Regions from separate parts of the Mus musculus genome. Here region 2 is linked to region 1. A link is a contact called in ENCODE Hi-C or POLR2A ChIA-PET data. All regions are on one chromosome and are shown on one strand. The core of a region is the stretch at or near the end of the contact, and the rest is flanking DNA. Distances in the headings are between cores, read along the strand shown.

What was found. Hi-C counts contacts between places; a loop is a spot of excess contacts on that map. ChIA-PET counts read pairs that join two places held with the same protein, here RNA polymerase II (POLR2A).
Region 2: a map of regulatory T cell shows a loop between it and region 1 (21-fold over the local background). The contact joins two enhancer-like sites. A Hi-C loop is called at or near these places in 1 of 37 maps with a recorded cell type or tissue (regulatory T cell). POLR2A ChIA-PET finds 5 or more read pairs at or near these places in 1 of 5 experiments (embryonic stem cell).

Annotation. Positions count from the first base shown.
Region 1 is chr2:128,748,917-128,756,450 of GRCm38, forward strand. It overlaps Mertk (MER proto-oncogene tyrosine kinase), which reads left to right. Exons shown (of 19, transcript NM_008587.2): 5 at 1,184-1,270; 6 at 2,991-3,106. Among named protein-coding and RNA genes, the nearest start is that of Mertk, 54 kb to the left of the region's middle. Within about 2 kb of position 4,740, at least 1 of the 3 ENCODE cell types and tissues checked has a DNase peak (open chromatin) inside an H3K27ac peak, as active enhancers do.
Region 2 is chr2:144,156,184-144,163,717 of GRCm38, forward strand. All of the region lies in intron 2 of Banf2os (a long non-coding RNA gene), which reads right to left. Among named protein-coding and RNA genes, the nearest start is that of Gm5535, 29 kb to the right of the region's middle. Within about 2 kb of position 3,933, at least 1 of the 3 ENCODE cell types and tissues checked has a DNase peak (open chromatin) inside an H3K27ac peak, as active enhancers do.

The DNA.
Region 1 (7,534 bases), core at 3,490-5,989:
TAAATGAAGTCTTGGGTTTCATCCCATCCCCATCACTGACCAAAGAAAACATGGAATTATTTACCAATTCATTGTTTCCTGATAATTTCTGTAAATATAATCAATCCAAAAGAAAGAAAACCAGACAGTTATTATGATTTTCAAGCACCCGTACGGATGCTATTAAAATAGACTTCACAGAAGAAGTAGAAAATCATGGTGGAAAACCACTCTGTAGGAGAAGTGATTCCAGTGGGTGATGTTGTGTCAAGGTATTGCAGGTAGAGTTGGGGATTAGGTGTGCCGGAGTGCCTCGATTCTATGCAGTTTTCTAGGTCTCTACTATTACATTTTATCCAGCTGTTTCAACCATGGAAAATTTTGGAATGTAGATATCAGAGTGTCTGAGCGGCTATGCATACTTTTCAAAATTAGGAGGAAGCACACAGAGTCGCCATTCATAAGTGTCCTTTATAGATGCAAGTAAGAGGCGCAGAATAAAATATTCACTTCCAGGTTTCTGGTTATTTGCTCTAGTCACCACACAAAATCGGAGCGTTTCCCCCAAGAGAAAGTGAATACGTAAAGGTATGACTCCTGAGCGAAGCCACTGTTCTTGGTGCTTTATATTGTCAGGAAACCTTAATTAAGCAATCCACTTGAAGATTTCTCTCCAGTGTTCCCCTGGGAACTCTTTCCCTTGATTCCTGTGTCTCTCTGAAGCAGCCCATCATTGTGTGCATTGTGTGCTTCTGTGTTGACTGTTGTGACTGAGCTCTGACTGGGTGTAGTGACTCACACCCCTTAATTGCAGCACTGAGGAGACCGAGGCGGGCAGATCTCTGTGAGTTCAAGGCCAGCCTGGTCTACAGAGTGAGTTCCAGGACAGCCAGAGCTACATAGATAGACTGTGTCTCAACCTCTTCCCCACTGGACTCAAAAAAGTCTGAGCAACTCTACCTGGCATTCAGGGATTGAAAGGCTGAAACCAGCTGCCTCTAGGGCCAGGGCTGCCCTGCTCCAGGCACCTGTGGTTTCTTCTCAGTTGGTTTTCCTATAACTATCATGCTTTTTTCTTTAGATTAATTTTACATTTTAGGCTAGACGCTATGAACCAAGAAATAAAAGCTGCCAAAGCCACGGGTCTCTAGCTCAGGACAATCTGCTTATCTGCCTGAATCTCACGAGTGCCCTTCCATCTCAGGTCTGACAGAGACAGCAGTCTTCAGCTGTGAGGCCCACAATGACAAAGGACTGACGGTGTCCAAGGGTGTACATATCAACATCAAAGGTGAGCAGGAAGGCCAGGGCTCTCTAGCAGGTCCTGGGGGCTATGGAGGGACACAGGGTTGCATCTGGCTTACTCCATGACTTTCTCTGTAACATTACTCAAGTCTCTTCTCCTCTTTGATATCAGTGTTGGGAAAAAAGAAACTTGGGACAATTATAAAGTCTACTTATTTTTGAGGCTTGGTTATTTAATCCAAGTAATATAGTCATAGCAGTTCTTGGCACATAGGTCGTTGGTAAGCATTAGCTAGTGTAGTTCTGCTTAGCACAAGAAGAAAATAAGCTAGCCGCTTTACCTCCATTTTCGCCTTCCCATTTCTGCCTTGTGCTTATCCTCATTAACCGTTGAAGAGCCCAGAGGTGGGCTCGTCAGGGCCGCTGCTGCTGAGGACTGACAACGGAGCCTGATCCAAATCTTACAAGAGGGAGACTGACAACTGGGAGCAGAGAGCATGTGGGATCAGTCTGCCTCCTCTTCTCCCTCTCCATCTTACCTCCCATTTTACTAGATGGGAGCTCACTGGACAGTTAGTTGATTGACAGTAACAGAATTTCTACAAGACATTATAGTCCTTCACCCTGTCCTTCAACTCCTGCGTAATAACAGGTATTGACACCCAAAACTTGGAAGGGAAGGAAAACCCACAAGCAAATTATGCTGTATTTAATCTTTATGTCGTCATTCTTTCTCACAGAAACTCAAACATGTTTTATATTTTACTGTCACGTAGCTCTTTAGATAGAGAAGATGAAATGCTGGGTTCATGGTTCTTTCCTACTATCCTCAGGAAATCACAGCAACACAAAGACATGTTGGAATATGCTGAATGATAAGTTAAAGGTTGGGCATGCAGAGAAGGGGATTTAAAACGACGGAAGGAGTTCTAAAGGATTCTGATTTCAGTTTCGGTAAACGGACTGGATGAAGGATATGACATAGCATTTTGTAAAGGTTCATTGCCAAAAAAAAAAAAAAACAAAAAAAACAAACTAAAAGTGACTCCTGGAGGAAGTGTATAACTTCCTTCCTTTTCCACAAATTCTGCTATTACAGTTTCAAAAGGCATGCTGGGAATCTCAGAAATCCATCAGTGGGTGTAGACTTATAAAGACGTATTTACTAAGGCTAAGGTTTAAACTTCTCCGAGTTTAGACATGTATAAAATGGGAAGCATTAAAATGTGTGCTTCATGTAGAATCTCATCTAAACTTTCTTTAAAAACTCTATCCAAACAAACAAACAAAAAAAAAACCAAAAACCTCTATTCTATTTCCAAAGCTTGTGGGATTTCTATGCGTTTATTTTAAGACAAGGTGGCCTTGAACTTCCGGTCCTTCTGCCTTATCTCCCCAACTCTGAGGTCAAACTTGTGTTTCTGACTGACCTTCATTTATCTTAAAGCTTTTTCCAGAATAACCAAGACCCACTTTGCCTAAGCCAGTGGTTCTCAGTCTCCTAATGCTGCCGTCCTTTAACACAGTTCCTCATGTTGTGGTCACCCCCAACTACAAAATTATTTTGTTGCTATTTCATAACCATAATCTTGCTACTGTTATGAATGGTAATATAAATATCTGTGTTTTCCAATGTTAAGCGACTCAGGTGAAAGAGTTGCTTGACCCCCAGAAGGGTCACGACCCACAGGTTGAAACTGGTTGATACTTGAAGCCTCCTGTGGTTTATAATTGTGATGGTGTGTGTGTGTCTTCTTTTTCCATAGTAATCCCCTCCCCGCCCACTGAAGTCCATATCCTCAACAGTACAGCACACAGCATCCTGGTCTCCTGGGTCCCTGGTTTTGATGGCTACTCCCCACTTCAGAACTGCAGCATTCAGGTAAATTTCCAAAATGGAGAGGGAAGGTGCTGAGTGGTGCTCTCTGACTTTCCCTCCTCCTCCCCAGGGTAACCTCTTCCACTCCCCCTCCGTGTCCACCATCACGGGCTGTTTTGATTCTCTGGCCACAGTGCTCCATTGTGGCCCAGGACCCAAGCAAGGGAGAAACATGTTTCCAAGGACAAAGGCCATGAAACCAGGGATAATTCTTTATAAGTTACATAGACACATCCCTGAAGGAGAGCTGGTTTGTGACCAAAGGTCCAGGAGGCTCCACACCTCCCAGAGTGACTTATCCTGGGCTGGTGTTATGGAGGACAGTCATGTGGGTCATGTATGCTGATAGATGAAGCCCCTTAGCTAACATTGTCTCTTGGGGAAAAGGGGGTTGGGGGTTGGGTTTGCTGGACTTGTTCAATCATCAGTTCCTTTTAACATTAGCTAAAGTTACTATGAAACAGGGTTGGGGAAAATATGGGTAGGTCACCCTAAATGATACGTTGTTGTGGTATAAGCTGTATACTCTTGAGTGTTCCTTTCATGAAAACACTATCAGTAACATTGTTATTTAACAAGAGCCCACTGCAACCAAGGCATTCTTCAGATACCTCTTGCTTAAAACAGCACTCACCAAGTCTGTGAGTGACAGGACCAGAAAGAATTCAGGCCCTGAAGATCTGATGCCAAGCAACATCAGAGCTCAGAGGTCCTAACTCCATAGTCAGATCAGACACTGTGTAGGAGCTAGTTAGCAGTCACTCTTGGACTGTCTTCTAATTGTATGAATGTATTCTACCTTGTCCATTGTTATGCATAGGAATGGAATTACTCTTAATTTCCTGAATATCTAGTTTTCTCATTAAAAACTCATTAACCTGTGTATGTGGGGTGGTGGCACATACCTTTAATCCCAGCATTGGAGGTGGGGAGAGGCAGAGGCAGGTGGATCTCTGAGTTAAGGCCAGCCTGGTCTACAGCGTGAGTTCCAAGATACCTAGGGCAACACAGAAACCCAGTATCAAGAAATAAACAATAAGCAAACAAACAAAAGTCATTAACCAGGCCAGCAAGTTGCCACACAAGCCTGAGAGCCTGAGTTTGATCCCAGGGTAGGACAGAACAGAGTCCTGAGCATCCTCTTCTGACCTTTACTTGTGTATCATGGCACATAAGTGTCCCTCCCATGATAATAATACATAAATGAATGAAATTAGATTTTAAAAAGACAAACAAATTAACCTAGCATACTTGTCATGCCAACTCAGTTTGGAGAAGTGACTTCCAGAGAATTTTGTGTTGATCAACCAGATGTTTTTCATACCAACTAGAATTAAGTTCACTGTCCTTGGTGCCTCCTACTCTTATCTGACAGCTGTTCCTTCTCTGAAAAATAAAAACAAACATTATCCCTAAAACCGTCTCCTCGCTGTACGGCTCCCAGCCTTGCTTGGCTCCTGCCTGACTTTGTATGTGAATTTCAGTGCAGTCCTTATGCCTACCGTCTCTCACCAGGAAATCTAATCAACTGATTAATGATTTTTTTTTTAAAAGACAGAGTCAGCTTCTTGTTGTCTATAGTGCCCTTCCTCTCACTGTTGCCAAAAATAACCATGAACTCCTGTTCCTCCTGCTTCTGCCTCCAAAGGGCAGTGTGTGCCGCCACCATGCCTCATTGGAAAAAAATGTACTCTAAGTGTTTATGCTGCACATCTGTGCTAAACATTTCCCTGTAGACATGGCGTTAGCTGTGTTCCAGGGCAGTTTTGATTTGCTGTATTATCATTCATCTCAAGGGGTTTCTCCCTTGGTTTGATTTTGCCTATTTTGTTTTTCTCTCTCTTTCTTTCTCTTTCTTTCTTTCTTTCTTTTTTCCTTCCTTCCTTCCTTCCTTCCTTTCTTCCTCTCTCTCTCTCTCTCTCTCTTTCTTTCCTTCTTTCTTTCTTTCCTTTTTCTTTTTTTTCTTTTACTTTCTTTTTATGTGGGCGCTGCTGATTTGCATGTGGGTCTCCATGCGTGTCCAGTCAGTGTTCTTATCCACTGAGCCTCTTTTTTATTTCTAACATTCCATTAGAAAATACTTAGCATGATTTCAGTCATTTAGCATTTATTAAAGCTTGTTTAATGACATAGCAGATGTCCTATCCTAGAGACTGCCGAGCACTAGAGATGGGGTAAACCAGTTGTAGAAATGTTCTCTGTGTAACAGTTTAGCCTGGTTGGTTCGTTGTCTCACTCTGTCTTATATCCTGTTTGTCTTCTGTCCTAGTATATACTTCTATCTGTAACTATAAGTGAGGAACCTAGGTCTCAACTCTCATTTTTTAAGCCTTTCTCCCTTTAACTCTACCAGTTTTGCTCTATGGGAGTTCAGAGCTCCATTGTTGGGTACAGTGAGGAAATGGTGTTAGTGTTTGTTCTTCGGATATAGCTGGAGTTATAGCCAGCCTTCTGAAAAGCTAAACTGAGGAGCCAGAGAGGGTATGGCAGAACTTCAGGGAGACTCTGAGAGAGAATGGCTCACACTGTGACCTCTTTGAGAGAGTGAGTCTCTGGGTAGGTGTGAGGAGGGGAGGGACAGCTGAATGGCTGGAAGTGCCAGGTCACTCCGAAAGGTGAAGAGTCAAACACCAGCTTCACCCAATCTCTCTGACTTTGCTGTGGCTTTGCATAGCTGTGGACTATATAAAAAAGCATCCCAGGGCAGACAAGGGTAAGCTCCCCTCGGCCACCTTGGACCATGTGGTGCCAGATGTGGTCATTCTGCACTCAAACCATCAGCTAGCTCGGCTCCCCTTCACTCTTTCTCCCTTCTGCCTTTGGTAGATGAGCAAATGACACGGAAAAGCCAATTAAATGACACAAGCAATCTTGATATTTACCTAAATTAAAACCTGGGTTTCATTTTTCTGATCTTCACATTTAATAGAGTGTCCTTTATCTCCTATGATGGCCGCTCATGGGATCTAGAAATTGCGTCCAGCATGTCAGTCCCTTCCCAGAGGGACTGAGCATGGATTTTAGTTCATCACCATTTTAAACTCGGTAGCAAATGAATGGTTTGGATGGGATTCAGGGCTGCACACTTTCCGGACATACCCTTTCACTTCCTTTGATCCTGACTAGAGTTTCTTTCTTCACCCATTTTTTTGGAACACATGTTCCTTTTCTATTTTTAGCTCCCTCATGTGCCTCTTGCCATTCTATGCCCCACTTTTCCCCAGGGTCCACAGAGGAGGGCCATTTTAGAAATCTGACTTTTTTCCCAAGAACCTGCCCGTACATGCTCACAGAAGGTTCCAGAACTGGGATTGGGGCAGAGAGCCAAAGGTTTCTTCCACCTTAGTTTTAGTGGTTGGTCACCAGGAAGTCAGTGCATAGTTTAATATGAAAGAACAAAAAGTCGTTTCTGCCAAAAAGTCACCCTAAGATAAGCACATGGCCCCTGTTTCTCAAACAGTGGTGGCCTCAGCCTCAGGCCAGCTGGTACCTTCCTGTCACCCACAAGGTCTGAGTCAGAGGTGGAATTCAGCCTTCACTCCACCCTCATGGCATCTACCAGGGGACTCCAAAATGTTCCAGAATGTCTATTTATGGCCCTGTGCTAAACTGCACGCACACCTATCCTGACATAACAGCACTGTATGCCCATGGCCCATGATCGTACCTCCTTAATAAGGGGAATTCGTTTTTTGATTAAAGATTTTTTCCCCCAAAATTGCTTTTGGTTGTTTCTGTTTTACCCACTGCTGTTGTCTTTTTTTTTTTTTTTAACATATACATGAGGTAGAGAAACCACCTCTACCTTTATAACCCATTCCCAAACAGTATGTATGCATAAGGGAGGAGGGGCTTGGCCAAGAACTAGATTTTTGCTGAGAATCCTTTCCTCTTGCCTTATGTACAGATTTGGAGAATAGTGTGGAGGAAATTGTGGCATTTGTGGGGAGGGGTAAAGATGAGAAAATAAACATCTTAAGGAGATTAGAGAAAGGTTTGCTAGATGAGATAGAAGCCATATTTTACTGTATATCCCAGCTTCTCCCAGGATATATGCCAACTGTGCACGCTCCTAAGATTGTGTTTCTATTGGAGTGGAGAGTGAGAAGGAAAAAGGCCACACTACCAAAGCCAACTCAAGGCAAGAGCAGAGATCTTCATGTCACAAAATAAGACAGAGATTTTTGCTGGGCATGGTAGCTGCAAATACCAGGGTGTCTATAAACCCAGGTACTCGAAGACTGAGATGGGGGGAATGCCAGTTTGCCCACAGCCTGGACTACGTGGTAAGACTTTTAAAATAGAAATGCAAAGAGGCTTAGAGGTGGCGGTAGCTCAATGGCCGGACAGTTGCCTAGCATGTGTGCAGGCCTGCAGGTCAGCACCAGTTCTGGCAAATGAAACCCAATCACAAGGCCTTTAAAAAGAAGA
Region 2 (7,534 bases), core at 2,683-5,182, about 15 Mb after region 1:
AGCTTCCTGCTCATTCGTTCTGCCACGCCCACTGCTGGAACCTGCGGAGCCACACCCGTGCACCTTTCTACTGGACCAGAGATTATTCGGCGGGAATCGGGTCCCCTCCCCCTTCCTTCATAACTGGTGTCGCAACAATAAAATTTGAGCTTTGATCAGTATGAAATTGCCTTAGCTCCGTTTCTTCTTTTGCCCCGTCTAGATTCCTCTCTTACAGCTCGAGCGGCCTTCTCAGTCGAACCGTTCACGTTGCGAGCTGCTGGCGGCCGCAACATGAAAGTATGAATTTGGTTTTGTTTTTTGTTTTTTTAATGAAAGCAAAGGAAATGACATTTGTCAAAGGAAAAAGAAAACATGAAAGTTTTTTTTAAAAAAACTTAAAAAAATAAAAATACTCCCATACATGCATACAATGGCCTTCTCAGACTTTTCTTCCCATATACTACCACCAGCACCACCAGCACCACCCAACACCAGCACCACCACATTCACCCAGCACCAACATCAGCATCCAATACCAGCACCACCACCAGCACCCAACCACCAGCACCAGCACCAGCATCATGCCTAGGGTTTGCTATCTGGCCTTGTTTCTCAGTTCGAGGAAACAGTGAGAGTTTGAAGATGCAGAGCTGTGTAGACGTGACTCTTCCCATTGGCCTTTGAGCCCAATGTGTGCAGCCCCTGTCTGCAAAGGCAGGCTTGTTCCTCGTTAAGCATACTCTCCTGACCCAATCGAGATGGCAGAAGTCACTGGGGTCTGTGCCTTCTGTGGCCTGAGCCAGCTCTAGATTGTCCCAGCCTTGCTGGGCCTCAGGCTCTCTAGGAACATCTCCAGAGGCAAGACCCCACACGGTGACCCCTTTGATCTCCTGAGTGGCTGTACCTGAAGCCCGGCTGCACATAAAGGCATTTGTCATGCTAACCTGCTGACCTGAGTTTAATCCCAACTCCACCAAGTCCTCCTCACAAAACTCCCTCCCCGCCCCCACCCCAAAACACACCAGAACCAGAACCAAGACCATTCATCTTAACCAAAAGCGAATCTTCGAATACTTCCATTTAGCCCGGTTACCTCCATCTGGCACCCGTGAGGGTGACAAATGAGCTGAAACCATTCTCTTTTGACCTCAAGAATGGGGAGCCGCTTCTCTGCTTCTGACTGGAGCAGTCACCTCCAAAGAGCCTCCTGGTTCTTTTCAAGTCACAAGCATCCAGCAGAGTCATGTCCTGGCCCCTTTCACATGCCAAGCCAAAGTCATTTCTCTTTGAATGAGCTTAGATTTAGAAAAAGGAAACAATTATCCAGGTGGCCTGTGAAGAATGAATGGGATAATGTATTGGTCCCAGCACTGTAGGGGCCAAAACAGACCGGGACAGGCCTGCAAGAGGCATCCCATACTCATGCTGTTGTTGTTGTTGCTGCTGCTGCTGCTGCTGCTGCTGCTGCTGGTGGTGTTCAGTTTCACCAAGAAATCCAGGCTTGGGTGTTCTTTACTATTGATACAACCCGTGGGTGTCTAGCATCAAGAGTGGGCATGTGCCTCTGGAAAGTACCAGGGGAGCCAGAAAGCCAGGCAGGGAGATGGAGTTCTGTTGACTGAGCTCACAGCACAGCATGCAGCAGTGCCCCCCACTCTATCCCCGCACCCGGAAGGCAATGCCATGCAGAGAATGGAGACACTGAAGGTAGTGTCCCTGACCTTGAGTCCACTGGGGACATCTGGACCTCTCTCTGCACTGGCAGCAGGGCACCTACAAGCCCTGAGGGTTGCTGGTTTCTGATGACAGTTTCCTGGGTAGGCAATAGTTCACAGTCTGTGAGCAGAGGCTAGCCTATGGCTGATCCTGCATTTGGTCAAAGTGAGACCTCAAGCAAGAAGCTTAAGCCTGGCTTTCTTAAATTAAACTTTGTTTTCTCCTTGCCTGAAATCTGAGCATCCACTGAGAAGTGTGTCTGGTAGTTAAATGAGCAGTGAGGTCTGGGAGGTGCCCAACTAGTAGGAACCCACAGAGAACCCTCTAGTCAGAGGGGAAAGGCCAAAGAAAACCACCCTCCTCAGAGTGCCCTGTGCCAAGGAAGGGAAAGCCCGAGGGGGCGAGAGTCAAGTGGTTAAGGAAAGAGAGGAATCAATCACCCAGGTAGCTACGAAAGAGACCTGGTCAGCTGCTGGGCTTTGCTTCAGCCAGGCGATGTGCAAGTTTGTAATCTGAACTGAACTTCTCAAGAAGGCAGAGCCAAAGCTGAGGCTCCTCCTGTCTCTAGCCTCCCCATTAATACGCGTCAGCACAGCCTTCTGGGAACATCAGTCTCATAAGTGGCTTATTCAAAAGACTTCAGCTCATCCCTTCATGGGGTCATCCCGTCATCTGGGGAAAAGTTCAGGATGGGTCCCTACCTTCTTCCTCTCACGAATATGAATTCCAGATAAATCAGACCTTAAAACTGCAATTGTAAAAACATTAGGAAAATGAGTTACAGAGCCTCTCGTCTGCATCCGTGGAGCCAAACAACAGTGGACTGAAAACCGTTCAGAAAGAAATCATGTCTCTACTGAACATTTGCCAGGATGCCTTAAACAATAGAGTTGAACAACCATTTGCATAGCATTTACATTATATTCAACATTATAAATAATCCAGAGGTGAGATATGCACAGGTTATATGCTAATGTTGTGCTTTTCTTAAACAAAAGATTTGAGAATCCGAGGATTTTGCTGTCTGCAGGAGAGCTCCTGGAACAATGTCCCGCAGGTAGCAATAGATAATTATAGGTGGGTAGAAATGAATTTTTTTTTCTTAAGCATATATATGCTTGCATAATACAGTCCTGGAAGATGGTGGTTGCCCCTTGAGAGAAGGGAGAAGATGGAGAGGGAAGCCACGTGCATTTTGTCTTTGATTACATTAACATGCAAATGTGAAAAGGCTGGTGGTTGCTTTCTTTTACATTTACTTGTTTAGCGTATCTGTCTATGTGTGCCTGCCCACACCACAGCACACATGTGCAGGTCAGAAGACTTCCTTCTTCTAGTCATCAGGCTCTGGGACAACTGCCTTTACCAGCTGGGCCATCTGGTCCCAGCGACCCCATGTATAACTTCTTCATAGCATCACACTGGGTCGGTTGTCTATGGATAAATTCAATCCCTTAAATCAGAACAACGAGAATCCTAAAAATGTCATAGCCTTCGAGCAATATGTGTGCATAGCGTATGCAGGGGCATGACTGCTCCAGAGCATAGTCAGTCTGAGCTCCATATGGCCTCTGGAAACCTGACCAGGTGGGACACACACACACACACACACACACACACACACACACACACAGGGAGCCATCCCAAGCCAGGAGCCAGAGATTTGAGAGAAGATAGAAATTAAATTAGGTGCCTTTCTTGGGGAAGGAGGAAGGACCACGTGATCCAGGGAACACCGGGGCTGAATGGAGAACCCCTTCCTCCCAAAAGGCTCCAAGCTTAGGAGAGATGCTGGGTCCCCACCAGGACAAAAGCAGACCCATCAATGCCTGTTCAGCCTCCTCCAGCCCCACTTTGCACTTCCTTGGAGAATTGCAAGGAGCAAATGCCCCTCTTGGGAGTGCCCACCATGGGTCTTCCCCAAGGCATTAAGTTAGCACAGCCATGAGTGCCCTGCAAGCTCCCCAAGTCTCCATTTCTGGGTTTCCCTTTGTGCCTTACTCACGTGGTCCTTTTGGAAATTTTCAACTTTTTTTCTTTTCAAAGTTAAGGGGAAAGGAATTTTTCCAGACCTCAAAGACGTTGGCTCAGCTGTAATAGGGGTGGGGGTGGGAGGATAAGAAGAACTATGGAGCTGCTGTGAATGGGGGCAGGGACGACAACATTTGACTCTGAGAGCTGGGTGCAGGCCCCACACCCCCACCCACCTCCACCCCGTGCCTTGTGGGCTGCCCACTCCTCCTGGATCTGGTGTGACTGCAGGCCAGTCGCCTGGGCCTTGGTTACCCTTTAACCACGTCATGATTCCTTGGCCTCCTTTCAGCCCAGCATAACAAACATACAGGCTCAAAACTGCAGCCAGAGCAGAGATGGGGCGAGTAGAGGACTGGGGTCGATGCTCCAGCTCGGGGCTGGAGGGAATCTATCTTCTCTCCCTCTTCTTGCCTCTTTGGCTCTTCTCTACCTCTTTCCGACTACACCAGGAACAAATTGTGGAGCAAAAGAACTTTCTGGGCTCCACCTTTAAGCGAAGAGGCTACTCCCACATCTGGATCCGCTGGATAGCCTGGCTTCTTAGAGTCCTCAGAGCCTGGGTCCAAGCCTTCCTGCTCAGCCTCTACTTGGCTCCCACTTTCTCCACGTTGTCCTCTTCCTCCCACGGCATGTTGGCTTTCTGCCAAACCAGTTCTCTCCTGGCTCTAAACTTTTGTTGGGGAAGGGGGCTGGGGGTGGGGAGATGAAATCAGCACTTGGGGAGCTGGAAGGGGGTGGAAACAGCTGCTTTTAACAAAATGGGATGGAGGAGGGGAGGGAGGCCCAACATCTGGAAAGGCTGAGGTCTGGTAGGATACGCAGCTCGCATACACAGGGTCCTAAGGCGCTCGCTAATGGCGCCCCTGAACTGTACGCATTAGACTCAGGCATTCTTGGAATACGTATTAACCTCCCTGGTCGCAGATTTCCCCTTCGCCTTAGAGATACGGGGACAAAATATTTCTCTTTCCTCTTGCCTCTCCCACATGCTTGAGACATGAGAGAATGATGGGTTCTATGGTATTGTTCCCCAAGATGAAGTTGCTGGGCTTGGCCAGACCCTGTGGCATCTACCACAGATTACAAACCTAGTTGTCGCTCTCCTCACCACCACCACCACCACCACCACCCCGTGAGGAGCCAGAGAACTGGATTTTTACGTGAAAAACGCCTGAGACTTAAATGTTGACAACTAATTCAGAAGCTGAGAATACTGAGCGGTCAGCCTAACACTAGCCAAGCAGAGGATGTTATTTAATCCAATCAAATTGTCAATCAAATTACCCAACCGTACTGTCCCCTCACGCAAGGTGACTCCAACAGCAGCCACGCACTGCGGGAAGAGGAGAGCTTCAGATCTGGGAGGAGCCAGGGACACACCAGTGGCAGAGAAGGGTCCAAGGTGCAGGATGGGGTGGTCATACAGTCTGCCTTGGGCCAGGTCTGGCGTCAGCCCTCCCCCAGAACACAAGGTCCCAGAAGCTGCCCCCCGTTCCTGCTTCACCCCAAGACATCCTTAATGTCCTCAGCTTCTGAATTAGTTGTCAACATTTAAGTCTCAGACGTTTTTCACGTAGAAATCCAGTTCTCTGGCTCCCCTGGCTCAGAGATTCAGAGGTTAAGAGTGGCTGCTGGTCTTGCAGTTCAGTACCCAGCACCCAGTTCAAGTAGCTTACAACCACCTGTAACTCCAGATCCAGGGGATCCGACAACCTTCTGGACTCTACACCTGAATACACACCCACACACCCACACACACCAGAATAAAAATAAATATTTAAAAAACTAAACTAACTAAAAACACCCAATTGTAAACTGAAATGCGCCCCTCCTCCCTAGTGTTGCTTCTGGGAAGATATTTGGTCACAATAAAGAGGAAGGTTCCTAATACACTGTACTTAGAATTTACCTTCTCCTCCCTGGCCTGACATCCTTTGTCAACAGCTTAGGCAAGGAGTTGACCTGGTATCCCCCTTGTAAAGGTGTCTCTCCTATCTCCTGAGACTTGCTGAATTCATCCTCTGGGAATTTAGCCTCAGCCCCCTCTTAGCTTGGTCTCTTCCCTGCTCTGAACTGTTTCCTTCATTTCCCCCTGAGAACACTCCCTTAATAAATCACAGGCACACAAGGCCTCATTCCAGGATCCATTCCGAAACCCAGCCAAGGATGGGGTCAACTCCTACTACAGCAGAAAAAGAAGAAGAAGAAGAAGGAAAAAAAAAAAAAAGACACAATTATATACCTCAGAGGACATGGGCTGTAAAAGATCTCATCTGTTAGAGGGTATTGTCTGAGAATCAACTTAGGATGCCTGGCTCCTTCCTTTGGGCTCTCTGCTCTCCTACCTGACCCCTATCTCTGCATGGCAACCCTCCATAGAATTGGAACTGTTCACAAATATCTTCTCACTCTTCCTCAACTATTTGGCAGCCACTGTGTGTCTGGCCCTGACCCATCCCAGACTCAGTAAATTCTAGACAACTTGTCCCGATGGCTGACACAGCTAAACTGAAGTCGTTTCATAAGGGAAGTTTGGATCCAGAAAGGATCCGTTATCCTGGTACTAGGAACACAGATGCAGGCTGGTGGGTACAAGGCTTGAAACCCCAAGGGGACCCAGATGAAAATAAACTGGATCTACAGAGATGGACAGACAAGAGATCTGAAGGAAATGGGTACCACGGTCCGAGTCAGGCTTCTGATGCTTGTTTCCAAAAGCATCCTGACATTTGCCAAGATTCTCAAACTGTAACTGTGGCCTTTGGAAGTCCGAGGGGAGTGCAGTGGGGACAGGGGCTGGTTCTCGGTGGCTGGTGAGAGCTGAGAGCAGGAGAGCAAGTGGAGAGGGCAGGGGATGACTAATATAAGCAAGGAAGCCTGTTGCCAGAAAGAACTAGAAACTCTTCCCCACCTGGGCTACATGCAACAACCACAACAGCAGAAGCTCCAAAACAGACAAACATGGCGGAAGCAGGTGCTATGCAAATGACTTGTAAAGGGACCTGAGATCCTGGCCTGGTGTTCTGGAGTGTATGCCAGTTGGTAGCTCATTCTTGGGAGTCCTTTTCTCTTTCTTAATAAATGGTGTCTATTTTTATTACCTCCGTGTTCTGGTTTGGTTCTTGTTGTTGCTTTTGTTTTGGTTTTGCGTTGTCCTGGGTCACAAGACCCTGGAAATCTCAGTAGTTTTACACCCCAGCCTGGACTCAGATCTGCACCATACAGTACGGTGTGTCCCTGGAGTCAAACGCTTCTCCTGGAAAATGTCTTGTCATCAGCATGAATGTCCCTTGCTGCTTCCCCAGACTATTGGTCACCAATGTCATGACATAATATACCCACCATGCAGTTTCATCTCCCTCAAGAGCCTTCCTTCCAACTGATTAGAGGGGCCAAGCTGTGGGCTGCATAGGGAGATGGAAAGCCATGGCCTAAGTCAGCTGAGTTGGGCCAAATCTCTCGGGGGGGCGGGGGGGGGATCTAAATATCATCTCTTCCTTTTTGTTTCTTTCTTCCTTCCTTTCTTTCTTTCATTTTCTTTTTCTTTTTTTTGAGACAGGTAACCCCAGTGCAGAGCTGAAGAAGCTAGGCTTGGAAACACTAATACAAGGCCCTGTGCCACAATCACTTGTAATGTCCAAGCCTCAGAAATCCAAACACTGGGGTCTTCTGCCGTCCCTGGCAGCTTTTACATCAAGAATTCATGTGGTAAACCAGACAGCAGCCTATGAGTAAGAATAACAGACCCATCACACTAAGGTGTCTCCACGACAGGCTGAGGGAGCAGGTCTCAAGGGCAGTA